Regions from separate parts of the Mus musculus genome. Here all the other regions are linked to region 1. Evidence: chromatin loops called from intact Hi-C (ENCODE). Cell type or tissue: heart. All regions are shown on one strand.

Region 1 (5,000 bases):
AACAGCATTAGAGATGGGAGGGGACCAATTCTTTTGCTTATCAAGTGAGTTCTGAGACTAAGATGCCAGTTTTCTGTGTAAAAGGAGAAAGTAAGTGCACGTGGCCACTGATCTCCTGGGACTGGAGTTAGAGATGGTTGTGCTGTGGGTGCTGGAAACTGAACGCTGGTCCTCAGCTGGAACAGCAAGTGCTCATCACCGCTGAGCCACCCTCCAGCCCCGGGAATGTGTATCCCTAGGAGGAACAACAATAGGAACTAACCAGTATCCCCAGAGCTCCCTATCCATCAACCAATGAAAACACATGGTGGGACTCGTGGCTCTAGCTGCATATGTAGCAGAGAATGGCCTAATGGGTCATCAATGGGAGGAGAGGCCCTTGGTCCTGTGAAGGTTCTATGCCCCAGTATAGGGGAATGCCAGGGCCAGGAAGAGAGAGTGGGTGGATTGGGGAGCAGGGGGAGGGGAGGAGGGGATAGGGAGTTTTCAGAGGGGAAACCAGGAAAGGGGATAACATTTGAAATGTAAATTAACAAAATATCTAATGAGAGAGAGAGAGAGAGAGAGAGAGAGAGAGGGAGAGAGAGAGAGAGAGAGAGAGAGAGAGAGAGAGAGAGAGAGAGAGAGAGAGAGAATATGAATGAATAGAGTAAGGGGTCGGGGTGGGGGGGCTTCCAAATAGGGAAATAGATCAATTCTTATACCAGAAGGTAATGCTCCATGCTTAATCCTCACATGGAAATAAATGAGAAGAACATTTCTTCTGAAAAATAAAAGAGAGAGAGAGAAGGTGTCACGTAGCCAAGCCTGACCTCAAAATTGCTCTTGTAGCCTAAGGACAATGTATTGTCTCATGTAATCTTCCTCCTCTTCCAAAGGAGGACCCTCATGACAGTATCTTACAGATCAGGGAACAGAGGGTTCAGAGGCAAAGCTTTCTGTGCGGAGACCCAGACAGAGCGCGACAGAGCAACAGAGCGTCCTCTGAACCAGCCACAGAACACAGCTGTGCGCCTGCGTACTGCGCACCAGTTTCTGCGCTCACCGTTCCTGACTTGATCGGTCATCCATGCGTTCTTTCCTAAAGCTGCACCCCTTCCTGACAGGGACTCTATTATTTTCTTCCAGTTTTAAAGTCTATACACACCAATTTTAAAGCAAACTTATTCTGATTATAGAAGTTGACGATATTGAAGGTGATTCTTTGCAAACCCAGTTTTGCTTAACCAGTGTCTATCTTGGTCATCACTTTGACCTCACGGAGTATGGTAAGCATCCAGTGACCCCTTCTTGACCTCGGGTGCCTCAGGAACTATAGCGCTGTTTAAACCCCTGTGGTTTAAAGTGACAGAAAAGTAGCGAATGTGAGATGAGGGCTTGTGAGGTTTTGTGTAGCTGAATGCTCTCTTTGTAAAGTGTTTGCACAGGTGCTGTGACTTTTAAAAGTCAGAATTTAGGCTGGGCTTGGTGGCATACGCCTTTAATCCCAGTACTCAGGAGGCAGAGGCAGGCGAATCTCTGTATAAATTCAAGGCCAGCTGGGTCTACATAGAGAAACCCTATCTTAAAAAATAATAATAATAATTTTTTAAACTCAAATTTAATAAAAAACACCAGAAAGCCACAAACCATAGATGTTGGGGTGAGTCCATGTAAGCACATGTAAGTATAGATCATGTTAAGTTTTATAGACTTGGCAGCTTTTGCGATGCAAAGTCATTCAACGGGTGTTTTTTGACTGGCCCACTGGACAAACTCAGTGTCTTCATTTAGCTGACCTTAGTGAGCGCTTATGCCAGGCCCTGTGCTGTCTCCTGGGGATGAAGTCTAAGGTAAAGGCAGCCTTTCCCATTTGGGAGATGAATAATAAAACATAATAAAATATTCATAATAGAAGCTGTTTTTACTTGAAAAGAATTTTAAAAGCAAAATAAAAGAAAAAAAACATAAGCAAGTTTATAAAATAAAGCGTGGAGAATTTTATGTGATAGTGGCCTGCTGGTTCTACAAGCTTAGCACAAGCTTACTTCTGTCACCTTTGGTCTGATGGCTTAGCCTGCAGGCTCCACCTTCTCACAGCAGAAGCTCCACTCCAGCCAGCTTTAGCCTGGTCTTCCTTTCATCTCCAGGAGTAATTTGGACAAAGAGCCTAGCGAGGGAGAAGCCAGCCTGGTGTGCTGCTGAGTTGCCGGATGATGTCATGGCTATTTATAGTCTTTTGAAAAACCTTTCACCGTCTGAGTTCCATCCGCTGAGGAAATTGATTGTGGGTCTATCTACCCATTGTACACATACTAATTATGAGGCTTTAAAAGCTGTATGGACATCTGTGATTGACATTGTCATCGAGCCTGTAAGGTACGGTTTGGTGAAGATTTTTGTAGTGAACTCAGCGTGGAGGACTAGGGAGTTTGGCTACCCACGGGGAGTAATAAGAAATTACCCCAAACCAAACTGACGACAGTGACACGTGTTGATCGTCACCCAGTTTTGGAGGAAAGAAACCCAGGAGGGCTTAGCTTAGCTTAGCCAGGTGCTTCTGCCTCAGCGGGGAAGTTGAAGCCTAGGCAGAGGTGGAGAACCTACTTCTGAGAGGCTCAAATCTCTGGTTCTTCTCCAGAAACCCCTTTCTTGGGCATCAGAGTGTTCTCAAAATAAAACAGAGAGGGAGAGGGACAGAGAGAGAATATGAGCATGTGCACCGGGGCATCACTTCTGCCATATTGTGTAAGCCATAGAGACCAACACTGACAGTGCACCAAGGAAGAGAAATTCCCAGGGCAGGGACAGCAACAACAGACATGGGATCATCCGTTGCTATGGGGAAGCTGCAATTCCCATCCTCAGAGTCCCGCAGCCTGCCAAGCCAGAGGCATGCAAGTGGAGGTGCCTGACCCCACTGCTACTGATCTCTGTAGATGTGGCCACTCGTTCTCTCACAAGGCTGCTAAGTTGCTATGACCTGACCAGGTCTCAGGCTGTGGGCCTGGCTGCCCTCTGGGCTTTGGCGCCCCCTCCTGTCCAAATCTGAGGCTGGCTGTTGTTTAGGAGGTCGTGTTATCTGCTTCCTAGTATTCTGATTCCTCCTCAATTTACTGAGAAAAAAGAATCAGCTTTCTGCTCCCCTGCCACCTGGCCCATCTGCCTCCAGCCCTCACAGTGAGTGTTCTCTGCTCTTGTCACATAATCCTCTTCTCTGCCTCCTTGTCACCAACATCGCACCTCAGTTCCCTCCTCAGCCCCTATCGGTTGACTCAGGGGTTGTGATTGTTTTTTGTTTTGCTTTTGAGTCTTAGCTATCCCTGTCTGGCCTTGAATCCTCCTTCTTTTTAATGTTTACTTTTTTATATATGGAGGTTTTCCTGCATGTACCTCTATACCCACAGTGGCCAGAAGAGGCATTGGATTCCCCACGGCTGAGGTTATAAGCCACCCAGTGTGGGTTTTGTGAGCATGGGACCTCTGGGAGAGCAGTCTGTGCTCCTAACTGCTCAGCATCTCCCCAGCCCCGAGTTTTCACATTTGTGTGTTTTCATATTTCTTAACAAAAACCTGCAATCTAATTTTTTGAACTTACCATACATAATGTGTGTGTGTGTTCCAAAGACAGCTTAGGAAAGTCTCGTCTAACCTTTCACTGTGTGGGTTTTGATGCCAGGTCATCAGGCTGGCTGCAGGTTTCCCACCCCACTTAGCTGGCTCACTAGCTAAGTTAGTGTGTGCTTTGGCATCACCTATACTAAAATTGGAGTGACACAGAGAAGATTAGGATGGCCCCTGTGCAAGGATGGCGTGCACAGTGATGGAACAGTCCATACTTTAAATAATATGAAAGTTTTTGCTTCACTTTAATGCTGTATTAATTTTTGTACCTTTTGAAATTTTCTGTTTCAAAAATATCTCAACTGGTAAGAGAATACTCACTCTGTAGTACAGACATTGTCAGCACGGGGCCCTTTGCCAAGCGCAGCATTACCACTGCCTGCCACGACCTCTGTGTGTCTCCATGTCAGGAGCGTGTTTACCGTGGTGCCACTAAACAGTAGAGTTATTTGGGCGGCATTTAAAGAAATTTCCTCTAAAATGCATACATACCTAAATAGCCACAAGCATAATTATTTTATCTTATCCCACTTCAATGTGCACGGGGAGATTTCTAGTCATATGCAAGTAGGAGCACTTCCCCTGGGTTCACAGGAGGGAGACTTGCTTATTTGGGAGAGAAGATGCTGCAGTACCAAATGGTGCCTCTTTCCCGATATGAGAGATTGGAAATGTAGACGATGTGCTGTATGCCAGGTCTCAGAAATAGAATTTGGGTCATCCAGTTTCCATTCGGAGCTGGAGAACCAGGAGGTTCTGGAGCAGTCTATCCAATATGGTACCACCAGTTATATAAGGCCAGCTAACTCTAAAATCCATGGCCCTAAGTCACGGGGACCACATTTCACAGATCTAAGAGTGACCACCATATTAGGTGACTCATGAAGGACATTCCCATCACGGAAAGGCCTGTTTTAAATAAAGGGACCAGGAATGAACTTTTCTAGCAGCCTAACAGCTTTCATAAGACTGTAACTAGTCTATTCTCCATATTCGATGAATATAAAATGTAAGAATAAAAGCACATCCTTTTAAAAGCATTTTTAAGTTCATAACGCAATTGGAAGCACAGAGATTTCCCATCTACATCCTATCTCACACATGCACAGTTCTCTCCACCACAGAGACACGCTGATTGCTGTCAGAAAAGTGCGTAGGTCACAGGTGTGTTCACCAGGTGTGGTACAACCTCTGGACTTGGACACGTGAAGACTTATTTCTATTGACCACTGTGTTATTATGTTGGTTAGCTTTCTCGTTACTGTGAAAAAATATTCATTAAAAAAAAAAACCGTAAATGAGGAAGGGTTTATCGTGGCTCCTGATCTGTGAGGTTTCTGTCATGGTTTCTTGGACCCATGGGCTTGGTTAGATTCTCTGAAAGCAGGTCACCATGG
Region 2 (5,000 bases), 420 kb before region 1:
TGAGCACACACATGCATTCTTTTTTTTTTTTTTTTTTTTTTGCATTCTAATCCTAGGTTTTATTCAACAGTCCTTTCACTCTACACAAGTACAAACACAACCTTATCTAAAATGCTACAAAGTTATAAAACTCAAAACAAATTTTATAGTACTGACTGTACAATAAAAGCAAAAAGGGGCAATGTACACACTGCCAAGGTTAACCTGCAACATCACCATGAATGGCAGGTGACTGCTTTAACAGGTAGCCTGCGTTTGTTAGACATCACAAGTGCCTTAAGGGGTCTTCAATTTTGGTTGGGTTGCTTGTGTGAAATGAGGTCACCCAGGCAAATTCTGCATTCAAGTAATTTGTAAAGTGCCTAGCCCAGAGTTCTCCCTCTCTCCCCCCACCCCTTGGGAATGGTGCTCACTTTGGCCGGCTGTTGAAGGTTTTGTTTTGCTTCTGACCTGTGTGTTTTGTTTGTTCCTGAGAGGTGGGAGCAGGAGCGGCTGATGGGATAGCTACCCTGGTTTCCTCTAACTGTGTGAGATAAGGGAGTCTTTTTCCTAATGGAGGACCAGAGAAGGAGACCTGTGCTAAGTGTGGTGAACATGACCCAGCCTTCCTTCCCAGACTAGAGCTGCCACCTGCTGCAGACAGTTTTCCTGTACTTCTGAATTGTTTTTGTTTTGTTTTGTTTTCAGGGTTTTTTTTGGGGGGCGGGGAGGCAGGGTTTCTCTGTGTAGCCCTGGCTGTCCTGGAACTCACTTTGTAGACCAGGCTGGCCTCGAACTCAGAGATCCGCCTGCCTCTGCCTCCCAAGTGCTGGGATTAAAGGTATGGGCCACCACTGCCCGGCTGTTATTTTTTTTAAATGTGTATTTAGTTACTTATTGTGGGATGGAGGCATGTGTGTGGAAGCCAGAGGACAACCTTTTGCAAGTTGGCTCTCGTTCTCTGTATACTAGAGAATGAAGTCAGGCCATCAGGCCTGACAGCAGCTGTCTTCCCACTGAGCCGTCCTCTCGGCTCCACTGCTGACTTCAAAGCAAGCAAGCAAGCAAGCAAGCAAACACTTACAATGTGTGTGGGTGCTGCATGTGTGTTGGTCCCTGGTGTGGCCAGGCGAGCTCTTGAGCTGGGGTAACAGAAAGATGTGAATGCTGTACACTGAACTCAGATCTTCTGGAAGGGGAGGGAGCAGGCCCTCTTCACCGCAGAGCAAGCCCTCCAGTCCCTCATTCTGAGCTCTCTGCCCAGTATGTGCTGCTTTTATTACGGGCCAGAATTTGGGCTCAGGTCTGTCTTCAGCCCAGCATGGAAGCTGCTGTGGGGTGCTTCCCTTTGACAGCTATCCTGAGTGGAAGGAGGTGCCTGTGGGTTAAGGAGAGGCCAGAAAAACTGCAGGCTCTAGGTTCTTGGTGTGCTTGGTCCTGACCTCTGCCTGGCTGTAAGGGTGAGTAGCGGAGGTGGCCAGCTTCAGCATTCCCAGCTGTGGGTAGGAGCCTGAATGGGCATTGGCCTCTTGCCTAGCGGTACTCCTAAGAAGGGCTCCAAGGTGTTTATTTCAGAGACTTCCTGAGCTTGCTCATTGGAGGCTGGTAAAACCTGGGGAGTTCCCTTCCTTGAGGCCTGCTTCTTCTAGACTTACTCCGTGTCTTGGTCCCTTATCCCAGTCATCCTGAGGTAGTGGCAGCAGCCATAGTGCTTTGTGAGTTCTGTATCCTTTTCCTGACTTGAGCCTCAGGATACCTCTCTTTCCTCTTCTTTTAAGAGGAAGTAGAATCAGGTCAGGGAAGATGTATGTCAGGCTTGGGGTCCATAAAAGACTATTTTATTTATTTACTTACTGGAGACTATTTTTTGGTTTTCTAAATCAGGGTTTCTCTATCTAGTCTTGGCTTTTCTGGAACTCAATAAACTGAGAGATTCGCCTGTCTCTAGCTTCTGAGTGCTGAGACTAAAGGTGTGTGCCACTATGACCTCCTGACTTCTTATTTTATTTTTTAGACATTTCTACTGTATACCCTTGACTGATTTGGAAATTTGCTGTAGACCCATGCAAGCCTCAGACTCAATGCAGTCTCCTGCCTCATCCTTTTGGGAGCTGAAATCACAGGATTGTAGATACATGCCACCTTATATGGCCAGAGATTCTTAGCATCCTCTCCGTAAACCAACCCTCACCCTTCTCTCCCCACCCCCCATCACTAGCCTTTGTTTTTGTCCTTTCCTGCCTAGGAACCCAGCAGTCTCAGTGAGTCTCCTTGACAACGGGATAGATAAGTTAAAAATAACCCTGTGCTGGGCCTTCTCTGATGCTTGGCTCAGTTTCTGTGGCTTCTGGATGCTCCTAGAGTGTGTCTGTGGGTGGATTGCAGGTCGGGCAGGGCAGGTGCTTACAGTTTGAAGCCCTGAGGTTTAGGGATCAGAGCTACAATAGCCACCACGTGGCATTATTATCTAGTCTTACTACAGGTTGCCAGTAAGGTGTGAGTGTAAATGTTAACGAATGGAAAGTTGATGTTGGTGCCAGGACTTCACTTTCTCTGAGAGGAGCAGTCATGGAGGTGTTAGTGTTTAAAGCCTGACAGTGGAGTGGGACACAGCTCTGGCGCCATTTGCTTCTCTCTCCTCAGGGAATCCCTACACTGGACCGGAGGATATAGATCAGTGGTAGATAATGTTTTGGTCTTACATGAACAAGGCCCTAGGCTTAATTTCCCAGTACTGTAAAACAAGACAACACACAAAGGAACCCCTAAGGATGAGGGGGACCCTTACTGAGTCCTTTCATAAAATGAGAATATCAAAGTGTTCAGCTATCTTGGTCAGTGGTGATAGAGGCCGTGGTTCTTCCCCTTGGTTAGGTGCAGGTGCAGGAGGAGCAGGGTTTTCAGAAATGGACAGCTATTTCTGCGTGCTTAGGCTGACATAGGGGTGAGCCTGGGATACTTAAACGATGGCAGGCTCAGGGCCAGGCCCTCAGAAGTCAGTCACAGCCTCCTCTCTTTGCATTCTTTGGAGGCCATTTCTGTCTTCTTATACCTCCTCCAGGGTCCACGGTGTGGGGCTGTTGACAGATTGGGTATGGCATCCCTGTCTCTACTCATGTCAGAACACTGTCAGGATTACTGTGGCCCATCTATCTTGTCACCTCACTATGCCAGTGCACTGAGTTCTTTTAATGGGATCTCCTGTGACAACTGTTCACTTTTAGTAGTTCCCCAGCAGTTTTGACCTTTGCTCTTTATTTTTGCGTTGTGTAGGAATCAGAGTCCGAAGCAAAGCTAGATGGAGAGACAGCGTCTGACAGCGAGAGCCGAGCGGAAACAGCTCCCCTACCAACCTCCGTAGATGACACCCCAGAGGTCCTTAACAGGGCCCTTTCCAACCTGTCCTCAAGGTAACCTGGCTTAGTGTGCATGTGTCCATTGCTGGGTAAGACAGGCTTTTAGGGTTTGCGGCTCAAGGTTATTTTCTCTCCTCCATGTACACCCACTGTGAACATTTCCTTCAGTCCAGGAAGAACTAAGAAGTCTAAGACTCCTGACCCCCGCCCCCAAAACCAGTCCTCTTAACAACAGCTGTGTGCATGCCTGAGAAGCATAAATCATGAGATTGCAAAGCATTCTCTGAAAGTGTCCCTGTGTCCTTGTGTCCCTCCCGTGGGTAGGGCATCGTGAATCCTTAGCCTTACCACTAGCTTGCCGTGGAGTCTGTTTTCATTTCTCAGCATAATATGTACAGATATTACGTGCTGATTTAAAAATGCATTTGAATTAAAACCTATCCAGTTTGTTGTGTTGATGGTGGGGTGGGTTGCCGCATATTCTTGTAGACAAGCCTGGTGCATATTTGTGGCAGTCGGCATTTGTGGTCTAAGACAGCTGTTATCATTGTGATTTCAGGACCATGCTCTGTAGAAGCCAGCTGCAGGGAAACCGATTTTAGCTTCCTCTTTTCAGATAGAAGTGGCCACAGTACCGGGCAGTGGTGACACACACCTTTAATCCCAGCACTTGGGAGGCAGAGGCAGGCAGATTTCTGAGTTCGAGGCTGTCCTGGTCTACAGAGTGAGTTCCAGGACAGCCAGGGATTCACAGAGAAACCCTGTCTCAGAAAACCAAAAAAAAAAAAAAAAAAAAAAAAAAAAGAAGTGGCCACAGACACAGAAGGGAAGGACACTACCTTCTCTCTGGCTCTCCCTGCACTGCCGCCATGCTTTGAGGAGTGTGCTAGTGGCTTCTGCACCTGCTGAGTGACAGATGTGAGCAGGCAGTGGTGCTGAGGTCTTGCCCTCACCAGCTGTGCCTCTGCTGAGGTGATGCTGTGGAGAGGGTTACACTTAGGGGCCTCTAGTCCCACCTCCTTGGCTTGTGCCTGACAGATCTTTCTCTCTACGTAGGTGGAAGAACTGGTGGGTGAGAGGCATCCTGACTTTGGCCATGATCGCGTTTTTCTTCATTATCATTTACCTGGGACCAATGGTTTTGATGATGATTGTAAGTATCGTTGACAAGCCATGTTAATGTTGCATTCAGCTTTTCTTGGGATTGTCATCTCCAGTCTGCTGCTGACAGTGCCTGGTGGAAAGTTGCTTCTGGGACTCTTTGGAGCTCCAGGTTTCTCAGAACCCTCTGTCTCGGAGCACCTGTGACTTTTCCATGTGCCAGCTGTAGGGTCACTGGCATGAGTGGTGACCCCGGCTGTTGGTTCGTGTGAGACTCTGGCTTTGTTTCTTGTGTTCTTGGGGCTTGACTCACAGACTTAGAACACTTCATTAAGCAGTTGCAGGCCAAAGGACTTCAGTCCTCCCGCCTGTTTTAGTTTGGCTTTCGGTTGCTGTGATCAACACCATGTCCAAAAACAACTTGGGGAGGAGAGAAAGGGTTTATCTGGTTTACATGAGCTGACCACCTCCATCATGAAGGATTTGGGGCAGAACATTGGAGGCAGGAGCTGAAGCAGAGAGCACGGAGGATCACTGTTGGCCTGCTTGCTCCCCATGGCCGGC
Region 3 (5,000 bases), 400 kb before region 1:
GGGGCCATAGGACAGGGGGCATAGGACAGAGAGGGGTCCATAGGACAGGAGCATAAGATGGGAGGGGAGGCATAGGATAGAGGGGGCCATAGGACAGGGGGCATAGGACAGAGAGGGGGCCATAGGACAGAGGGGGGTCATAGAACAGAGGGGATGGCATAGGGCAGAGAGGGGTTCTCTTGGCACAAGCACAGGAAAGCAGATGGTGTCTGAAAAAGCATTAAGGTTAAGTGTGGTGCTTGCTGGTAGTCAAGACACCTGGGGGGGGGGGTGAGGAGCAGAGGATGATGAGTCTGAGGTGGTTCCTGGCTGAGTGGGACACCCTGTCTCTAAAGGTCATGGAATGTTAAACATCCAGTTTCCTATAGAAATGTTTCAGGCTGGCGAGATGGCTCAGCAGGTGAGAGCACTGACTGCTCTTCCAAAGGTCCTGAGTTCAATTCCCAGCAACCACACGGTGGCTCACAACCATCCGTAATGAGATCTGATGCCCTCTTCTGGTGCGTCTGAGGACAGCAACAATATACTTGGATATAATAATAAATAAATCTTAAAAAAGAAAAAGAATGTTTCTTTTGTACTTTTTCTGCTTCATTACCAGGCTGCATCGGAGCCTTGATTGGGGGCTCTCCTCTCAGAGGCCGCCCCACAGTTCCTGGAGAGGTCATTTGGACGTGGACGCCTTTTTTCTGGAAAGCTGTCCTCTCCCTTTCCTTCCTAACACTGCCACCATCTTTAGTTCATTCATAATTTTGTGTTGTTCTAAAACTTTTTTTAATCATACAGATTTCTTTAAAGTCACAGACTATACAAATTGGTCCTACTAAGCTTAAGGCAGAGTGTCTTCAGATGGCGTATATCCAGCACTTAGACGCTTCCACAGAAGGTGTTTATTTTTCCATTTAAAGATCTATTATTAGCTTGTTTACAAGTAATGTCAAGGGTTTGAGGTTGGGTCTTTTTATGTCATCGACACTAAAGGTTTTGTTTAAATATTAAATCTTGCCCAATTATTTAAGTAGAAAGAGGGGGAAAAAAAAACCATGAATGGCTGTCAAGGAATCACTCACCCCACAGGTGCAGACCTTTCACAGTGTGACAAAGGGAGGGACTTCAGCATGTCTGTGTGCTGCCTGTCAAATGGTCACCTGTACTCAGCACAAGCTGTCTGTCTATCTAGCTACCTGCCCATCTGATTTATCTGTATCAGTCACTTTTCTGTTTGTTATGATAAGACACCATGAGAACAGCAACTTGTAGATGAAGAATTCATTTGGGCTTACAGTTGCAGAGGGGTAAGAAAGAGTCCAGGATGGAGGGGCGGCAGCAGGCGGCAGCCATGGTGGCTGGAGCAGAAGCTAATGGCTCACAAGCACAAGGCAGAGACAGGGAATTGGTAATGGTGTGTGGCTTTGAAACCTTTTAGCCCACCGTAGTGACAGACTTCCTCCACTAGGGCCACACCTAAACCGTACTAACCGGGGACCGAGTGTTCAAACATCCGAGTCCATGGTGGGTGGTTCTCATTCAGATCACCACACTGTCCGTCATCTAGTATGTATGTATGTATGTATGTATGTATGTAAGCATGTATGTATCCACCCAACTACATATCAGTTATTTATCTACCTACTTACCTATCATCTACCTATCCACCTACCTATCATCTATTTATCTATCTATTGTCCGACCTATCTATCTAATTATTATTTATCTATGTACGTGCCTACTTAACCTACCTATCATCTGTGTACCCTCTTACCTATCATACATTATCCATCTGCCTGCCTGCCTGCCTACGTTCTTACCTAAAAAGGTATCTGATTCTCCAAAGTAAGAAGACACCCAGAAAGCCAAGTAGAGAGAACCAGAGGGACCTGCTGGGGTGAGAAGTCGGGTTACACGATTGAATTTGGTTAGTGGATAGATGAGTGTTTATAGCAATAAAAGAAGTGTTTTGTTTTGTATGGAGTCCTCGATACACAGAAGAATTCTTGAGAAGTGGCCACCTTTAATCCTGACTATTTGTAAAGGAGAATGGCCTGGGGGTACATGCCAGGTCGTCTATCTCTGAGCTACATTCTCATTTCCTATACGATTTTTATACACATGTACAATTTTATAATATGTGCAATTTTGAGAGGCCCTGTAGTAGATTGGAGAACAAGAAATGCCTCCCTTCTGCCTCTGCCTGCCCCATCTTCCATTTGATGGAAATGCTGTCCCTGGTCTCTGCAGTTTGAGAGGCCTGAGTAAAACTCAGTTCCTATATGCATGCATGAGTGTTACAGCAATTAATGAAAAAAAAAAAAAGACCACACATTTGAAAGAGAGCAAGAGGTGGTATACGGGAGGGTTTGGAGTGAGAAAAGGGAAGGGGAAATGATGTGAGTATCTAAAAAAAACCATAACAGTAATAACAATAAACTCCAAACCAGCCAACCAAATCAAAACTGCAGTACTCTTTGCAGTCAGGCAGTGCTGCCAAAAGCCCAGGAGAGGGCAGCAGTGAACCAGGAGTCAGGCTCAAGCGCTCCAGCTCAGGACACAGTTGAGTAAGATCCAGGCCCAACCTCACTGTTTTCTTCTGCGTTGATGAGACTGCTCAACCACTTAGCCTCCTCTGCATGAAGCAGAGGTAGCTGAGAAAATATGCAAAGCCCTGCTCCAGTTGCTAGCAGCCGATAGTCACTGGCCAGAAGCTTCTGTTTGTCATGGGATCAGCGTGGTCTGAGGAGTGAATGCCTTTCTATGCAAAAGAAAGAACTGGCCTCAGTATTCCAGGGAAATTGGTGCTGTATTGCAACTGTTTGCACCCAGAAGGAATGTTTTGTCTCGGGAACAGAGAGGAGGGCAGGCTATAACTACCAGAGCTGACTTAGCTCAGGCAGCCTAGGGCGCATTAGGATGCCACCTGAACATCTCATGGCCTTGTTCCGATTCCCAGCCAGTGCTGGGCCTCCCTCACAGATCTCCTTGCACACCTGTAGAGGTGGAATGGCTTGTCCTTTCTGTTTCAGTTGGGGGATTGCTGACTGGCTGTGTGGCACTGGGCAGGTTACTAGCCCTGTCTGTGCTACCCCTTCTTCAGTGTAAAATGAGTAATGCAGTGTCTACCTGCATTAGTTATATTTCCTCATGGTATAATGCAGAGGCTCTCAACCTCCCTACTGCTGTGACCCTGTAATACAGTTCCTCATTGTGGTGGTTTGAAGAGGTTTGGATCCATAGATTCATGTGTTTCAATATTTGGCCAAGAGATTGGCACTATTAAGAGGTATGGCCTTGGGCTGGAGAGATGGCTCAGCGGTTAAGAGCACTGACTGTTCTTCCAGAGGTCCTGAATTCAATTCCCAGCAACTACATGGTGGCTCACAACCATCTGTAAAGGGATCTGATGCCCTCTTCTGGTGTGTCTAAAGATGGCTACAGTTTATTCGTCATATATATATATATATATATATATATATATATATAAAATAAAAATTAAAAAAAAGAGAGGTATGGCCTTAGCCAGGCAGTGGTGGCACACGACTTTAATCCTAGCACTTAGGAGGCAAAGGCAGGCAGATTTCTGAGTTCAAGACCAGCCTGGTCTACAGAGTGAGTTCCAGGACAGCCAGGGTTTATACAGAGAAATCTGTCTCAAAAAAAAAAAAAAAAAAAAAAAAAAGGTGTGGCCTTGTTGGAGTGGGTGTGGCCTTGCTGGTGGAAGTGTGTCACAGTATAGACAGTCTTTGAGGTCTCATAAATAAGTTCAAGCTACACCCAGTGCACAACAGAGTCTCCCCTGGCTGCCTGAGGAAGACAGTCTCTTCTACTGCCTTCTGATGAAGATGTAGAACTCTCAGCTCCTCCAGCACCAAGTTTGCCTGCATGCTGCCATGCTTCCTACCATGATGATAGTGAACTAAACTTCTGAGACTGTAAGCCAGCCCCAGTTAAATGTTTGCTTTTGTCTAACTAAGGAAGTGAAAGATCTGTATGACAAGAACTTCATGTCTCTGAAGAAAGAAATTAAAGAAGATCTCAGAAGATGGAAAGATCTCCATGCTCATGGATCGGCAGGATCAATATAGTAAAAATGGCTATCTTGCCAAAAGCAATCTACAGATTCAATGCAATCCCCATCAAAATTCCAACTCAATTCTTCAACGAATTAGAAAGGGCAATCGGCAGATTCATCTGGAATAACAAAAAACCTAGGATAGCAAAAACTCTTCTCAAGGATAAAAGAACCTCTGGTGGAATCACCATGCCCGACCTAAAACTGTACTACAGAGCAATTGTGATAAAAACTGCATGGTACTGGTATAGCGACAGACAAGTAGACCAATGGAACAGAATTGAAGACCCAGAGATGAACCCACACACCTATGGTCACTTGATCTTTGACAAGGGAGCTAAAACCATCCAGTGGAAAAAAGACAGCATTTTCAACAAATGGTGCTGGCACAACTGGCTGTTATCATGTAGAAGATTGCGAATTGATCCATTCCTATCTCCTTGTACTAAGGTCAAATCTAAGTGGATTAAGGAACTCCACATAAAACCAGAGAAACTGAAATTTATAGAGGAGAAAGTAGGGAAAAGCCTCGAAGATATGGGTACAGGGGAAAAATTCCTGAATAGAACAGCAATGGCTTGTGCTGTAAGATCGAGAATCGATAAATGGGACCTCATAAAATTGCAAAGCTTCTGCAAGGCAAAAGACACCGTCAATAAGATAAAAAGACCACCAACAGATTGGGAAAGGATCTTTACCTATCCCAAATCGGACAGGGGACTAATATCCAATATATATAAAGAACTCAAGAAGGTAGACTCCATAAAATCAAATAACCCCATTAAAAATGGGGCTCAGAACTGAAAAAGGTTTCTCACCTGAGGAATACCGAATGGCAGAGAAGCACCTGAAAAAATGTTCAACATCCTTAGTCATCAGGGAAATGCAAATCAAAACAACCCTGAGATTCCACCTCACACCAGTCAGAATGGCT
Region 4 (5,000 bases), 450 kb before region 1:
CAAACAAACAACCCAAACCAACCAACCAATCAATGAGAACCAACCAACCAACCAACCAATGAGAACCAACCAATGAGAACCAACCAATGAGAACCAACCCCAAGGAACAGAGGAAGCACATGAAGGATGACAGGAACATTTTTTACTTTTCTTTCTGCTATTGAAGGCGAGGCATTAAAGTTGAAGTGCTATTAGCATGGTTTCTAGAATGTCCGGTTAATGGAGTCCTGCTCCCTACCACACTGATTTTAGGGATGCATTTGGTTTGCGCTCAGTTAGGTTTGATGATGCTAAGTGAGAACCTTGTTCAGGCCGAGTCGGAAGGCATTATCTCACTGAGTACACACCTCATCGAGTTTCATGACTCTGATTTATATCGATTGATTTCCAGGTCTTGGTTTATTTCTGTGTGTGGGTGTTTTGTCTCTATGTGCATCTGTGCACTATGTGTGTAGCTGGTGCCCTCAGAGGCTAGACGAGGAGGTTGAATCCCCTAGGACTGTAGTCTCAGACAGTTACGGGCTCCCATGTGTGGCTGAGAATTTAGCTCAGGTCCTCTGGAAGAACAGCCAGCTCTCCTAGTCACTGAGCCATCTCTCCAGTCCTGTATTATTTTTAAAGATAATATTTTATTTTATTTTTTGTATGCATGTGACTGTATGAGTTACGTGTACACGTGTACCATGTAATTGCAGACGATCCTAGAGGCCAGAGGAGGGACTTGAGTCCCTTGGAACCAGAATTATGGGCAGTTCGTCCTGTATGGGTGCTGAGAACCAAACCTCCTTCCTCTGCAAGAGCAATAAGTGCGCCTAACCATTGAACCATTTCTCTAGCCATGTATTCTGGTCTCAAACTTGCTCCAAGGAACTTGACGCCCTTAATTATCAGAAAATAGTCACATGATATTATCACCACCCTTCACCTCTATCCTTTTTCTTTTCCTTTCCTACATAGTGATAGGGTGTTGAAAGGGTGGAAGAAGAGGGTGGAGAAGGGTAGAAGAAAGAAAAAAGCCCACAAAGTAGCCAAAGTCTGGCTTCAAAAGGTATTTATTTCTAACAGAACAAAGCAAAAACCCAAACCCAACAAAACCAGCAAACACCAGTAGAGGAACAAGAGCACCCAAGCATTTGTGCAAAGCTGTTAAATAGCAAATAAAATGCAAAGACCAGAGGGCTGAAGTTTGTCTAAGTATTTTGCTGTTAATTTGAAACATCATAACAAGAATTTGAGAATGTAAGTCTTTTTCAGAACTCTTCCTATTTTCTGAAAACTCACAGCTCTGGTCAAAATCTCTAAAAGGAACCTGACCCTTGGTGTGGAAGACTTCTTTGAGATTGCAATCTGGCTAAGGACTGGGAGCCCTGTTTTGCATGAGAACAATGCTGGAACAGCACCCATAATACTGAATTCAGGCAGCATATGTGAACATTGGTTACAGCGTGGTAACAAACGTCTGAGTTCTAATTCTTACTCGTACCCTTGTAGCTGCTGGCTAAATGCTTAAACTAGGTCAGGAATAGAGGGAGGGGCTCCATAGGAAACATTCCTTTCAGCCCAAAGGTTTTCAAAGAATTAGATGTGGGTGTTAACTTACTCACAGAAGTTGTGGTTAACAAGAGCCAAACCTGAGGGTTTTTTTTTTTTTTTGAACGATTTATTTTTATACATGAGTACACTGTAGCTGACTTCTGATACACCAGAAGAGGGCGTAAGATCTCATTACGGGTGGTTGTGAGTCACCATGTGGTTGCTGGGATTTGAACTCAGGACCTTTGGAAGAGCAGTCAGTGTTCTTACCCACTGAACCATCTCGCTAGCCCATAGGTCCTGAGTTCTACCTTCAGCACAAAACAAGACAAAAACTTAAGACAAGCAATATCTTGGATGATGTTACTTGCAGATATCATATCCATTTCTAAGTGTTTTTTGTTGTGGTTGTTTGTTTTTTGATACAGGGTCTCAGTAGCAGTGGAACAGGTTACATAGATCAGATCCACTTGCCTTTGTCTCTGGAGTGCTGTGAACAAAAAAGGTGTGTGATTGGGACGAGACTATTTCTGAGTTCGGTGCTTAGACAGAATCAGTGCTCACTAAGTTACCAGCGACCATGGCTTGGCAAGGCAAAGTGAGCTGAAACAGGTTTCACCTCCTGCTATGATGTTCAGAGGTCCACCTGGTCTCTTCGTTTGGACTCCCAAGCTGAGAGCAGCAAGTCTAGGCCGCTACGAGGCGCTGTTGTCCCCCGGTAACAGGTTACCTTCTGGACCCAGCACTCGCGCGCGGGGACTTGCGGTAGGACGCAAGGACCCCATTGGTTCACTCTGCTCTTTTTCTCCCGCCCCCTCTAGGTTTTGTCCAATGAGTGTCTCGAACTCCGCTCACGCCCCCACCCCCGCCAGGCTGCCCCGCCTCCTGGCGTCTGGGGTTCCAGGCGGAGATGGCGGCAGTGCGCGTGCGCGCTGGCTCGCAGCTTCCCGGGAGGAGGAGCGAGCGGCCGCTGGGGAAACAGCGGCTCCGCTCTCCGGGCAAGGGCGGCGGCAGCGGTGCTGGGCGGGGCCGGGCTCGGGGCTAGTGGCGCTGCTGCAGGGGCTGTGCGAGGCACGGTGGGGCTGCGAGGTGCTCGGGCCCGCCGAGAGCCCGTGCTCACTGAGCCGACCCCCGCGGCCACCGTGCTGCTCACTCGGGGTGACGTCGCGCCGGGGTCCCCAGCATGACCGAACTACGGCAGAGGGTTGTCCGCGAGGACGCACCTCCGGAGGACAAGGTAGAGGCATCGTTAAGTGCGGAGGGGCGCGCCGGCAGCCTCGCCCTCTGACCTTTATCGCGGCCCTGGGTACCAGGCCTGGGTTGCGCAGAGGGTCGGCGGGTGTCTTTTGCTTGTGGGGACAGCGGTCTGCGGGCGCGGGGAGTAGCGCGTGAGCTCTGGAGGGTCTTCGCCTTCCCTAGGCCTTCCCGATGTGGACGCTGGACACCCCACAGACCTTGCTTGGGGCCCGGAGAGCGCGATGTAGGCTCACCGCTTGCTTTACAAGTATTGCTGTTGATTGGGGAATGGGGGAGGACTCAGGCCATAGCATTTGTCTCCTGGGAGATTAAAACCTTCTTTTGAACTTGATTAAAACATTAAATCTGTTGGTTCTATCAGAGAGGAGTCTTGATCCACTCCGTGAGAGGGCGGGTTAGTGAGCAGGTGTGTGCTCCCAATGGTGGGTTTGTTTACTGCGCCAAGTGTGGGCATTGATGGGGTAAAGGAGGAAGGTAAGGAGGAGGCCATTTTGGCAGGGACACAGCCAATGTGGGGGCGCTCCTTTGGTTGAAAGTGCGAGGTTTGTGTGAAGTTGAGAAAGGTGGAGGGTGGTTGTTTTACTGTGGACATTGAATGACGGACCGTATTTGTGGTTCGGATCAGTGAGTGATGAGTAGAACCGGCTGAGGTAGCCTGGACCAGAATGATGGAGACTGGTTAAGTCAGAGATTGTCAGCTTGTGACCTGCAGAAGCTCTCGTACGTAGGCCTGCGTGCTGATACGGAAATAAGGGTTCCGTTGAAGGTCTGTTTCTAGCCTGTCTTCAATAAAGGAGGAGGATATGCCGCGTTTCCCCTGATTAATAGTTGACAGAGTTTAGTATCTTTGTTTGCTTGTTCGAGACTGGGTTTCTCTTTGTAGCCCTGGCTGTCCTGGAACTTGATCTGTAGATCAGGCTGGCCTCCATCCCAGAGATCCTTCTGAGTGCTGGGACTAAAGGCACCCCACCCCCCAATGCTGTTTAAGGAAACAGCATCAAGCCTAAGCACCCACGTTTGACATCAGAACTTTTGTTTTAGATAGAATCTCTCTAGGAAGCCCTGCTAGCTAGTTTGGACCTCCTCCACCTCTGCCTATCCTGTGCTGTATAAAGGCACTAGCCCCCTAGCCAGCTTGTACCTTTTTACTGTGTTTGAATTGGTTAGAACATCAGGAAGGAAACAAGCGTAAGCCTTAGGGTCAGTATGCCAACAGTAATTTTACTAGGAAGAATAGTTCAGATGAAAGATAAAGGGTTTAAACAACTCTGTTACAGTTGTAGACAGTGGGTCATCAGAGGAGAACTCTCTTCCTTTGGAGAAGGTCTAGGGCTGAGGTCCAGATTTGAGGAGTACCTTGCAAAGACAATACTTAGAAATCGCTAATCTTCCCCGAGGATAGTGGATTGGCCCTGAAGAAAACTGTGTTCTGAATATTCTTTGGTGGGTTTGAATGCCACCTTGTCTAATTAAGGGTGACTTGAAGGTGTGAGAAGGGGGAGAAGAAAGAAAGAAGGTCTAGCTGGGTCATGCCTGTGGTCCCAGCAGAGGCAGTGGCAGGTGGATCTCTGAATCCTCTAAACCCAGCCTGGTCTACAGAGCAAGTTCCGGGACAGCCAGGGCTACGTAGAGAAACCCAGTCTCAAACAAAACCAACCAACCAGTCGAAGTCTGATAGCTGTTGGAATACATCTTCACACAGGTATTTACTGTAACAATTAGACAAGACAAAACAACTGTGATATTAGTAGGGGCGAGGCAGCTTTTACTCTCCCCACCCAGCTCTTTGGCTCCATTCCCCAAACGTAAAGTGTCAGTTGACTCTTAACATTCACTTCCATATTTTAGGTTGAGGAGCTGTCCAGCCTTAGTAATTACAAGTGCATTTAAACCACGTGTACAGTGAAAGAACCTTGTGGTTGGTTGTGAGGTCTGCTAGGCGTATGCTCCCTAAAACATAACAGTTACGCATTCTGCTTAAAAGATTGTTGTAGGCAATCGGCCCACGCCGAGTAGTGATTACTTACTGTTTCTGAATTGTCGTGCATAGGATTTTTAATAGCATAAATACAAATATTAAAAAATAAGTATTTTTTTAATAAATGAAAAAAATTTAATTTTCTTTCTTTCTTTCTTTCTCTCTTTCTTTCTTTCTTTCTTTCTTTTTTTTTTTTGTTGTTGTTATTTTGAGACAGGGTTTCTCTGTATAG
Region 5 (5,000 bases), 200 kb before region 1:
ATTAAATTTTGTCCTTATGAGAGTTGCCTTCGTCATGGTGTCTGTTCACAGCGGTAAACAGAAGTCTTGCTGGAAATCCGTGCAAAAGCTGAGGTACACTGGTAAACAGATTACAGTGCTGCAGTGACCTGGTGCACATGGTGTCCACTAGGTGGCGCTCACGACTAAAATTTTATCGCTCCCCGCTCTTCTAAAATGGAATAACACCTCTTCACTGGAAATATGTTTTTGCAACTAGTACGATTATTTAGCTACCTATTGAGAATATCCCTTAAAATGGAATCAATGACAATTATGACCAGCAATTCATAAAAAATTCAAAACCAGGCATGGCTGCACATATCTGTAATCTCAGCATTTAGAGGATATGACCAGAGAACTGTAGCAAGGTCCTGGCCAGCTCAACTACATAAGGAGGCAGCCTGGAAAACCACCACCACCACCACCACCACAACAACAACGACAACAAAACCCCACGAAATCTGGCCATGGTGGCACATGGCTGTAGTCTCATTATTTGGGAGGCAGAGAGAGGGGCTCTCTGTGAGTTCCAGGCCAGCCAGAGCAACCTAGCAAGAAGCAATGACCAAGCCCGCTCAGTCAGTCAACAGGTTCTCCAGCTCAGGAGTGAGGATTGAAAAGAAAAAAGTAGACAATTCCAAGACAATTAAAAGGCAAATTTAACTTTCCCAATCCGCTTTTTTGTACCATTTAAATTACCTGCAAGTATTCAGGGCGAGCAGTACAATAAGGAACTAGCAAGGCAGTAAGTGAAGTCCCATGAATAGTCCTGTGACAGTTGTTTAAAAGGGCTTGTCAGAACAACCAAAATACTTGAGCCCACTTCGTTGTCCAAGCCCCAAATCTTGCCTGAAGCCTACTTCTCTATTACAGCCCAGTCAGATTCCTGCCTGAGCTTACGTCCTTGTCATGGCCAGTGTCAGATTCCTGCCAGAGCATTTCCTTGTCCTTGGCCAATGCCAGCACCCCAAAGGGCTCTCCACAAAGCAATTTCAAAACGACAACGGTTGGAGAGAGGGATCCATGATTAAGGACCTAGCTGCTCTTCCAGACCCAGGTTCAATCCCACCACTCACAGGCTGGCTAACAACCATCCGTAACTCCAGTTCCAATGTGGCCTTCTGGCCTCTGAGGGCACCAGGCATGAGTGTGGTTTGTATGCATACATGCAGGCAGGCACTCAGAGAGAGCTCCTCCACACAGAATAGAAGAGAGCAAAAGATGGGCTTGAGCAGGCAGGGAGGGGGCTCTAATGAGAAATGGGTTTTCATGTCAATTGTAGACCCAACTACATGGAAATCCAAAATGCCATGGGTTGGCACCCAGCTCCTCTAACAGCCAGCACGGGAGCCTTGGATGTCCCCAGGGAGTCCTGGGCCTGTGGCCTCAGTTATTGTTCTGTCCTCCTCACTAAGAATTGGCTTCTGTCTGCAGACTGGTAGAAGGCGGATCCGGGTCTACCGACCCCCACCCCCACCCCCAGCCCTCCTGCATTACCACGCCCTGGGCAGCCAGGTCTGCTGTGGTCTGTCACACAGCCCCCAATGACGCAGGAGCCTCAGCCAGACCTCTACAGCAACGGCCTTCAACCTTCCTAATGCTATGACCCTTTGACACAGTTCATGCTGTGGTGACCCCCAAATATTAAATTATTTTCGTTGCAACTATTATGAATCATAATGTACATATCTGATATGCAGGATATCTGTGAAAGGGGGTTTCCCCACCACTCCCAAGGGGGTTGCAGCTCACAGGTCGGGGACCATTGCTCCAGAAGCAGCAGCGTGCTCTCTCCTAGCCCCCACCCTGCAGTCACCCTCCCTCTTACCCCATGCTCCTCAGGCCTGCCTGTTTGCTCATTCTGTTCCGCCTGGGGTTATATTAGAAGATGTCAGGATGGGAGCTGCTTTCAATGCCAGAGAGGAGGTGAACCACGACCCAACACTGAGCCAGAAAGGAGAACAGAGACTGCAACCTTCCCTCCCATCCTGTCCTTCCAGAGTCTGCCCTGCCTGGGCATCCCCTACTTTATTGATTCTTGCTGGGAAGGTCATAAGCTCAAAAGCTCTAAACTCACAGGCACAAAAGGCAGAGTGTGGTGTTCCCCCACCCCCACCCCCATGACCCACTAAGTTTAATTCTGGTTTCTTGCATGAGCATGGGGGCGGGGTGGGATTGTTTACTGGAACAGAGATGACGTGCTTATCAGAGGCTGCAGCACGGAGGAGACACACGTCTCCCCTGCAACCCATTTCTGCTAACAATGCCTTGGGAGTGGGCCGGGCCTCGTGAGTCCCTCTCTCGTCAGGGATGAAGTGTTGATGAGCCCTGTCTTGGACAAACGATAACAGCTTCGGTGACTTCACAGGTGTGTGCAGCCATGTCTTGACTAGGAGACACCGTTTTGTGGCAGCCTCCCCATCCTCCGGCTCTGAAGTCATCTCGACCTTCCCTTCACAGTGTCCCCCTGAGCCTTGGATGCAGGTGATATGGATGCCCCCATTTAAGCGCAGCCCTCGACGGTCACTTATCCTCAGTGTTATCGGGTGTTTCCAGGGTCTTGGCGTCTTACCCAGAGAACTGCAAACCCACAGATCTGCACAGAAGCAAGAAGACTCATTTGAAGCAGTGATCACGAAGATACAGAAGGGTTCCCTGGCAAACTCGACAACGACCGCACGAGTGAGGATACTCAAGGGCCACAATTGTTGCTGGAAGTTGCTTTTATGGGGTTCAAGAGAAGGAGCAGCTGGTGACTAAGGGGTGCAGTTATGGTAGTTCTCAAAGTTGGCTGTATGTCTCTCCCCATGATGCACCTGGTCTTAATCAAATGCGCATCCGATTCTGTATAGGAGTAAGGTTTCCTGAAGATACAGCTTTACCTCAATGCTCATATACCTAAAACTAGCTCAGGCCAGATCGGCCTTCCTGTTCTTCATGGCCGGTGCATTGGGAATATGCTTGAATGGAAACTATGAATCTGATTGTAACTGGGGTGGGGAAGCTCGCACCACTGTTCAAAAATGAGAATCTGTGTCGCTCGGGGCTGAGAGGAAGCCAAGGGGTTCCTAGAAGAACCAGATGCGTTGTCTGAAGAGGAATGTGGGCACTAGTTTATTTTCTGTTGCCCTTGTAAACACTAAAACCAGAAGCAATGTGAAGAAAAATAGGGGCGGGGGGCGGGGTGGTATCTCATCTAACTACACCCAGGTTCCTCACCAAGAGAAGTCAAGGCAGGACCTGCAGGGAGAAGCTGTGGAGGAGAGCTGCTTCCAGGTTGCTCCCCTGTCTTCCTCAGTGTTCTATTGCTGTGGAGAGACACCATTATCACGGCAACTCTTACAAAAGAAAGCATTTCTCTGGTGCTGGCTTCCAGTTTCAGAGGTTTAGTCCATAATCATCATGACAGGGAGCAGGGTGGCACTCTGGCACGCTGGCACGATAGAGGCAGAAATAACGCTAGAGAAGTAGCTGAGAGTTCTACAGCTGGATCTGCAGGCAGCCAGTTACAACAGGTAACAGTTGAGCCACTAGGTCTGGCTCCCCCCCACCCCCCCTGTGACACACTTCCTCCAACAAGGCCACACTTCCTTGGCCTTCTCAAGTATTACTACTCCCCTAAGACTAAGTTATTCGAATATATGAGCCTTAATGGGGGCCGTTCTGATCCAAACCAACACAATCCCTATAGCTTTCTCACCTCTCTTATGCAAGCCAGGACCACATTCCTAAATTGGGCTGAGCCCTCCTATACCAGTCACCAAGAAAATGTCCCACCAGGTATGCCCGTGGGCTAGTCTGACGGAGGCAACTTCTAACTGTTGTTTCTTTTCAGGTGTCTCTAGTTTGTGTGAAGTTGACAAAGACGAGCAACATGGACTATGCCTAGCAGGACACACCTTTAATGCCTGCAGAGGCAGGAGAATATCTATTATTTCGAGGAGGGCCGTCTGGTCTACATAGTGAGTACTAGGCCAGCCAAGGCTACATAGTGAGACCCTGTCTAAAACAAAACAGAAAACAGTGTGTGCACAGTACGTGACGTGATGGTAAAGAAACTCTGCTTCCAAGTTCAAGGGGGGAAAGGTGCGTGACCCCAACCAAGTCAGGGTCGCAGTACCGATCTACGTTCTCTGTTAACTTGCACCACCACCACTTTAACCGGTAATGAAAGAAAAAAGACCCTTCTCTGACCAAGACTGACAGTGACATAAAACCTATTTAGAAAGCAGCTTGTGCATTTAGCAAAAGCAGTTGGCTGCCCCAGGGCCTGTTGTCACCCAACCCATGAGCTCTCTGCCACATTTACGGTACTAGGCATGAGTTCCCTCCTAGGATAAAGACCTAAAATCTAATCAGAAAACAGTTGTTTCCCTCCTGCCCTCCTCCTCCCTACCCAGCAGTCGTACCAGTGCTGCCCAGTAGGCACACCTGCCTGGAAGGTCATTTTTGTAGCACAGAGTTCCCATCTGGCTAAAACCGTTGTGTTTTCTCTCTCATCAGCCTGCATAGCACCTTCCAGCACTATGAAAAGTAACCCACGGGAAAGAATATTCCAGATCTGTCCCAGCTTTATTTCTCCAGGCCCACAACTGAAGTGTGGGGTCTTCGGTGGTAGGGCCTTGCCATATAGTTCTGCTGAAGGACCAAGAGCAAAGGCAACCGCCTGTGTGGTTTCTGTAACCTCTGGGGCCTCTCTGACTAACAGCTTTTACGGAGGTATCCCGTTCCAGGAATGGGAATTTTTGTTTAATAACTGATAGCTTCCCAGGGAGCCCTATCCACCATGCAGGGCATCTCCCATTTAACCTTTAAGATGACAATGCAGTAGGTTTCTTTCCATATGGTACATACAAGTGTGGTTTTGGCTAACCCCTACCCCTTCCTTACCATCCCATCTCCATTTCCATGAAAACCTTTTCACTACCGGTCCCATATTCATCTCCATCCCTTTGGTATCACATGTGTTCTCTCACTTA
Region 6 (5,000 bases), 190 kb after region 1:
ATTTCTCTGTAAGAGAGAGAGAGAGAGAGAGAGAGAGAGACAGAGACAGAGAGACAGAGACAGAGAGACAGAAAGACAGAGGGATACAGAGAGGGGAGAGAGACAGGCAGACGGACAGACAGACACAGAGACAAAGAACAGAGAAAGGAGAGAGGGAGGTGGAGTTTTGGGAAACCAAACTGTTCTCTACACTTCCCTGCCTCACAAAGGATGCTATCATGAATAATAACTACAATCCAGGATTCCTGGCATAGAAGTCTGAATTCACACTGAAAAGTCAAGGGCAGTGCTGAAGAGTGTACTTGAGTTCAGAAGATCAGGACTCAAAGCCTTGCTTCCTTCGTTCATGACCTTGATGAGCTTCGTGACTTCATGCACAATTACACTGTGTGCTGGGGCTGGATTATCTCAGCGGGGTCACCTGATGTCCACATCTCGTTCCTTCCAAGCCTCTGCCCACTACTGTCACAGTAGCTGTGGCATGCATGAGTCTTTACATCCTAGGACTTGACAAATCAGCATCCCCCCCCCCAACCCCCCCCCTCCCCCCCCCCCCCCCCCCCCCCGCCACAGAGTCTGTAAACATTCCCCAGCACTTCATTTCTAACGTTGTGCCATGAAGCTTATAGTCCATGCCTGACTGAGGAGAGAGCTTGAGGGAGGCACGGAGCACAAGTGACAGTCAGCATCATTCCACGCCTCTCTCAAAACCAATCTCTCTCTGCCACAACCTATGAGCTATATTGTTGAAACTGCCCTTTGGGGAAGGTAGCAGCTGGTTTCACCCACTGCCTCCTAACTTTGCATAGCTGTTTCACCTCCTGGGATCTCTCTTGCCCTGGGGCCTCTGTGCTAATGGAGCAGCCTGTCTTTTTAGCATGAAATGTAAATGGCATAGTCAGAGGAGCTGAAGATTACAAGGTTGGATTGACATTTGCACAGGCCTCCTTCCATATGCCTTACAGAGCCTTGCCGACTCTGGAGTAGCTACACTTGGAGTAGCCAGGCCTCAGGTTGAAACCAATGTGGGTTTAACATATGGCACCTGGCCTTCAACAGCAATGAGGAAATTCACATTTGATGTCTGTATCTTTGGGGGAAAGAGACACTGGTTTTACTTTAAAAAACAAAAAGTAGTAGTGGTTCTCAGAGGTTAGCTTGGCTTTCAGTCCTGGTTCTTTGAGGACAGGCAGAAACTTGAGTGACAGCATAGGGACCTAGCCCCTTCTGTTAGTACTCTAGCCATCTCCAGTTCCCAGAATATCTGACAGTTACAATGCCAGGCTGCCAGGAACAGTGTCCTTGCTCTCTCCTAACAGGCCAGTGGACAATCCAGCTAGGTTTCAAACTAGTTGCCCCACTGCCAGCACCTTGCCTTCCCTGTTACAGGCCCTATGGAGGGTCCCCAAGGCCTTTCAGGAGGATGCATTGCTTGAATCATACCACATAGGCTTTGGGGCCTCCCTTCCCGTAAGTCTTCTGCTCCCCCACAAAGGGCTCTGCCTCACCCTTAGAGCCTGCTTTTTCATGTCATGTGATCACAAATGTTGGGAGCATTCCTGGAGTCTATATCTTTTAATCTGGTGGCATTAAAGATTGGGTTCCTTGTGACTCTGGACTCAGGTCTGGTTTAATTATCAGGATCCTATTCTTTACTTAGCAGGACAGTTTTCCTATGCGAAGAAGTCTGAGAATTTACCATGTACACTTAAGTTCACAATTATATGGATGTGCTTTGAAATCGTGCTTCACGCATGCTGGGCACATACTCTCCCAACCGAGATACATCCTTAGATCAATTAAAATGATTTTTAAATTACTTCAGGAAATAATTACTGCATAGCACCTTGGCTTCTAAGTCTGCAGACGAAAGGACTAGCTTTCAGACAGAAAGACGCCTTGTTTCCTCACTGTTTAGATTCAAAACCCAAATTTAAAACAGCAACAAAAACCTTCTAGTGAGGTATTCTTCGGTCTCCCAGACTTCTTTGGTCTACCTCTATCTTACCCATCTAACTCTGGTGCAGCCAGTTTCCCAAGCGGGCATGTTTCCCATGTGGGCATGTTGACTTGGTGGCTGGGAATGGTAAGCCATTGGGTCACACTGAACCTGGGGACACTGAACCTCACTGAGTGGGAGGTGGCTAGTGCCTCAAGGCTGAGCAGGGCTGGAGAAGGTTGACAAACTTGGCTTCGGATCCTTTTCCACAGGGCTTTTCAGTCCTACAAGCTGAGGGTAGTTTTGGCTCTTCAGTAGAATGAGTAGAAGAGCTCTTTTGCCCCCTATGGGCTGATGTGAGAATTGCATGTTGAGAGATTTCTATAAACCATAGGGATCATTATCCTTGAAATAAAGAGGTGCCCTCAGCATTCAGCTATCAAACGCTGGGAACTTGACTCTTCTTTTCTCTCTTGTTATATGGTTATTTGCTTTCTGGTAGTTTCTCAAGATCTAGAAAGGGGCAAGACAGGCCATGGTGAGGATAGGACAGGGTATCTGATACCCACCAATGAGAGAAGAGCTAAAAGCAAAGATTAAGAAAAGGTCTTAGTTGACATCTTAGAACTCAAGGCCAAGCACACTCTAGTTGCCTGGAGAAGGAGCTGGAATCTTGGTGTGCAGAGACACATGGCAGGCCTGAGTGGGCTCTCCCTACATAGCAGAGAGAATGGTCACCTTTAAACAAGACAGCAGGCAGGATAGGCCACAACTGAACTATATTCAAACACATATAAAAATCAAATTTAAACTCATATAAATAATACAGTGCAGATTTCAGCATCTATGGCAGATAGTAAAGTGAATGGGATGTGTGTGACAAACAAATTACAATTTCAGCAAGGACAAGTCACCTGACCATTTGTATCCAAATGTTAACCCCCTCTTCCTAAAAAAAAAGGACCATACTTTTCTTTAGAACAATGGCATTTAGCCTTTTCCTCTTATACCAATTTATTCCTTTGAGATGTAGCTGTGTAACCACGGGAGAAATGCTACCTAAAACTGCATAACGTTGGGAGCCAACTCCTCCAGGAGTTTTACAGAAATCTCAGCCAACCATACAAAGCAAAGGAGGGGCTGACCTGAAGGCCTGGTCTGGCATTCTAGGGAAGCTGAATTCTCATGGGCAACATGTAATCAAGGTGACATGTAATCAAGGAGGTCATTGTGACCAGGATTTGGAAGATCTGTCCAGGCTATAGCATGCAAATATTTTTCATTTGAAAAATTATGGAGCCTTGGCTGGCCTCAGACTCACAGATGTCTGCTTGCATCTGCCTCCTGAGTTCTGGGATTAAAGGCATGCACACTGTGTGTATACTCCACCCAGCCTAGTGTAGTGCACCCAGGAGTATCCTGCACCCTGTCTAGGCCCTAAACAGCAGAGCCCAGGACAGCAGAGGAAAGGACAGCACCATGGTTCCTGCAGCACTTAACATACTTGACTGTGGAAAAACACCCCACATTAAGTTCTTGATGATGGGAACCAGATCTTCCAAATGCTTAAAGTATTGCCAACCAAAACTGAGCCCCAGGAATTCAGTGGGTATCTGGAAAGGCTAAAAGAAACCTCCAGAAGGTTCTTCTGGCTCATGTCTGTGGTCTCAGGCCAGGACAGTCTTCTGAGAATTGCAGAACTCTCCCTTCCCAGGTGACCTTGTTGGGAAACAAAGCAACAGCTGAGGCTTGAAGGTCTCTGGGCTCCATCCAAAACCCTAAAACATGCCAGGTTCAAGGAAAGCTCTTGCTCTATCTGTGCAGTCTGAGTTCGTGTGGAAGGAGAAGGCTGTGTATCGACAATAGAAAACACCTCCCTTTAGCTCTGAGGCTGCAGTCCACTTACTCAAAACCCACTCATTCCCTCCTACTGAAAAACCAGAACATGACATTCAGGCAGCTGCCAAGGGCTTATGCTTATAGCAGGACAGGGATGATACTGCAAAAAACAGCTCCCAAGAGTCTGTTATTGTCTTGTGATTTACAAAGCTGAAGGTGTTTAGGGAAAAATGGCAAGGATCATAGAGGCAGACTCCACATCCAGAATGCAGCTGAGTGGTAAGAACACTTTTTTATAACCCAGACCGGACATGACTTTAAAAATAGAACTTCAACATGGTGGACTCTGAAACAGATTTGCCTGCCTTCTCTTACTTGGCTTGGTTGGCTGGAACGGAGACCTGAATGGACTTGGAATCCTGCCAGGGTTTGTGTGTGTGTGTGTGTGTGTGTGTGTGTGTGTGTGTGTGTGTGTGTGTGTGTGCAGGTACTCACAGAGTTCAGAAGAAGACATCAGATCCCTTAAAGCTAGGTACTTGGAACTCAGCTGAGGTCCTCCGTAAGAGCAGCAAGCCCTCTTAACTGCTGACCTATATCTTTCCAGCTCTGTGGAAGTTGCTTTTGGTTAACAGAGAACCAGGCCTGTTTTCTTGAGACCCAGCCCAGGACCAAATCGACTGAGTCTTGGATCTTGGCTGAGACTGGGCTCCCACTTATCCCTTCAGCACCTGTGTCTTTAAGAAGGGCTTCAGTGTGTCTGTGGGATTCTCTAGGAGTGGAGCTTCTCATGTCAGCCATACTGTGAGGAACAACGGTTAGACCAGATGGTGAGTGGTCACCTTAACAGATGTGACAGTCACAGTAAACCGATGATGCCGAAGACCCCTGTAACCTGCTCCTTCCCACTCATCTCTTTGACCTCCAAAGAAAAAAGGTGTTAAGACTCCCTCTGCCACTTTGGCAAGATGTAAGCTACGCTCAGTTTTGTAAAGGAAGGACCAGAGTGTGTGGAGCGAGATTTGTACTTGCTATGCATCCCTATTACCCCTCTCTGCTCACTGCTGACTTACCGTGAGGCATACAAGCAGGTCAGCTGCCGGCTAGCACTTACATGTGCCTGCAAAGCCATGTTGCTGGGGAGCCATGATGGGCCTTAGAGCATCCATAGGGTACCAGCCCTCTCTCCCCTCCACCCACTTTATAGGAAAAGAAGCAGGAGCCC

Evidence for each region. Peaks named below come from ENCODE experiments on the same cell type or tissue, not always from the same donor. Only the 100,000 strongest peaks of a DNase experiment are listed, where the experiment ranks them.
Region 2: a loop joins it to region 1, with 2.1 times the contacts of the local background. A loop is called at or near these places in 4 of 42 quality-filtered maps.
Region 3: a loop joins it to region 1, with 2.9 times the contacts of the local background. A loop is called at or near these places in 16 of 42 quality-filtered maps.
Region 4: it touches region 1 in a loop (2.2-fold over the local background); 2 of 42 quality-filtered maps call a loop at or near these places.
Region 5: it touches region 1 in a loop (7-fold over the local background); 37 of 42 quality-filtered maps call a loop at or near these places.
Region 6: it touches region 1 in a loop (2.8-fold over the local background); 8 of 42 quality-filtered maps call a loop at or near these places.

What each region holds. Positions count from the first base shown.
Region 1 is chr2:132,713,387-132,718,386 of GRCm38, forward strand. The region is part of intron 2 of Shld1 (shieldin complex subunit 1); the gene reads left to right. All of the region lies in intron 2 of Gm52525 (a long non-coding RNA gene), which reads right to left. Gm22245 (a small nuclear RNA gene) reads left to right here and starts at 3,718; the gene lies at 3,718-3,822. In heart, a CTCF peak has its summit at 3,000 (motif pointing left); DNase peaks (open chromatin) are centred at 2,145 and 2,935; H3K27ac peaks cover 1,416 bases.
Region 2 is chr2:132,289,993-132,294,992 of GRCm38, forward strand. Cds2 (CDP-diacylglycerol synthase (phosphatidate cytidylyltransferase) 2) reads left to right here. Exons shown (of 13, transcript NM_138651.7): 2 at 3,253-3,389; 3 at 4,392-4,488. Among named protein-coding and RNA genes, the nearest start is that of Gm46766, 29 kb to the left of the region's middle. In heart, no CTCF peak of the experiment used is centred here; DNase peaks (open chromatin) are centred at 1,389 and 2,289; H3K4me3 peaks cover 383 bases; H3K27ac peaks cover 3,646 bases.
Region 3 is chr2:132,313,699-132,318,698 of GRCm38, forward strand. No RefSeq gene overlaps it. Among named protein-coding and RNA genes, the nearest start is that of Gm46766, 53 kb to the left of the region's middle. In heart, CTCF peaks have their summits at 508 (motif pointing left) and 2,481 (motif pointing right); a DNase peak (open chromatin) is centred at 2,503.
Region 4 is chr2:132,260,728-132,265,727 of GRCm38, forward strand. It overlaps Cds2 (CDP-diacylglycerol synthase (phosphatidate cytidylyltransferase) 2), which reads left to right and starts at 2,421. Exons shown (of 13, transcript NM_138651.7): 1 at 2,421-2,770. The coding sequence starts at 2,717. Gm46766 (a long non-coding RNA gene) reads left to right here and starts at 2,777. Exons shown (of 2, transcript XR_001783482.2): 1 at 2,777-3,013. In heart, CTCF peaks have their summits at 2,232 and 2,434; DNase peaks (open chromatin) are centred at 2,404, 3,174 and 3,804; H3K4me3 peaks cover 2,228 bases; H3K27ac peaks cover 1,865 bases.
Region 5 is chr2:132,516,424-132,521,423 of GRCm38, forward strand. 1700026D11Rik (RIKEN cDNA 1700026D11 gene) reads left to right here. Exons shown (of 4, transcript NR_028286.1): 3 at 3,857-3,983. Among named protein-coding and RNA genes, the nearest start is that of 1700026D11Rik, 28 kb to the left of the region's middle. In heart, a CTCF peak has its summit at 148 (motif pointing right); no DNase peak of the experiment used is centred here; H3K4me3 peaks cover 565 bases.
Region 6 is chr2:132,901,476-132,906,475 of GRCm38, forward strand. It overlaps Fermt1 (fermitin family member 1), which reads right to left. Exons shown (of 15, transcript NM_198029.2): 15 at 2,704-5,000. Among named protein-coding and RNA genes, the nearest start is that of Lrrn4, 23 kb to the left of the region's middle. In heart, a CTCF peak has its summit at 2,280; no DNase peak of the experiment used is centred here; H3K27me3 peaks cover 397 bases.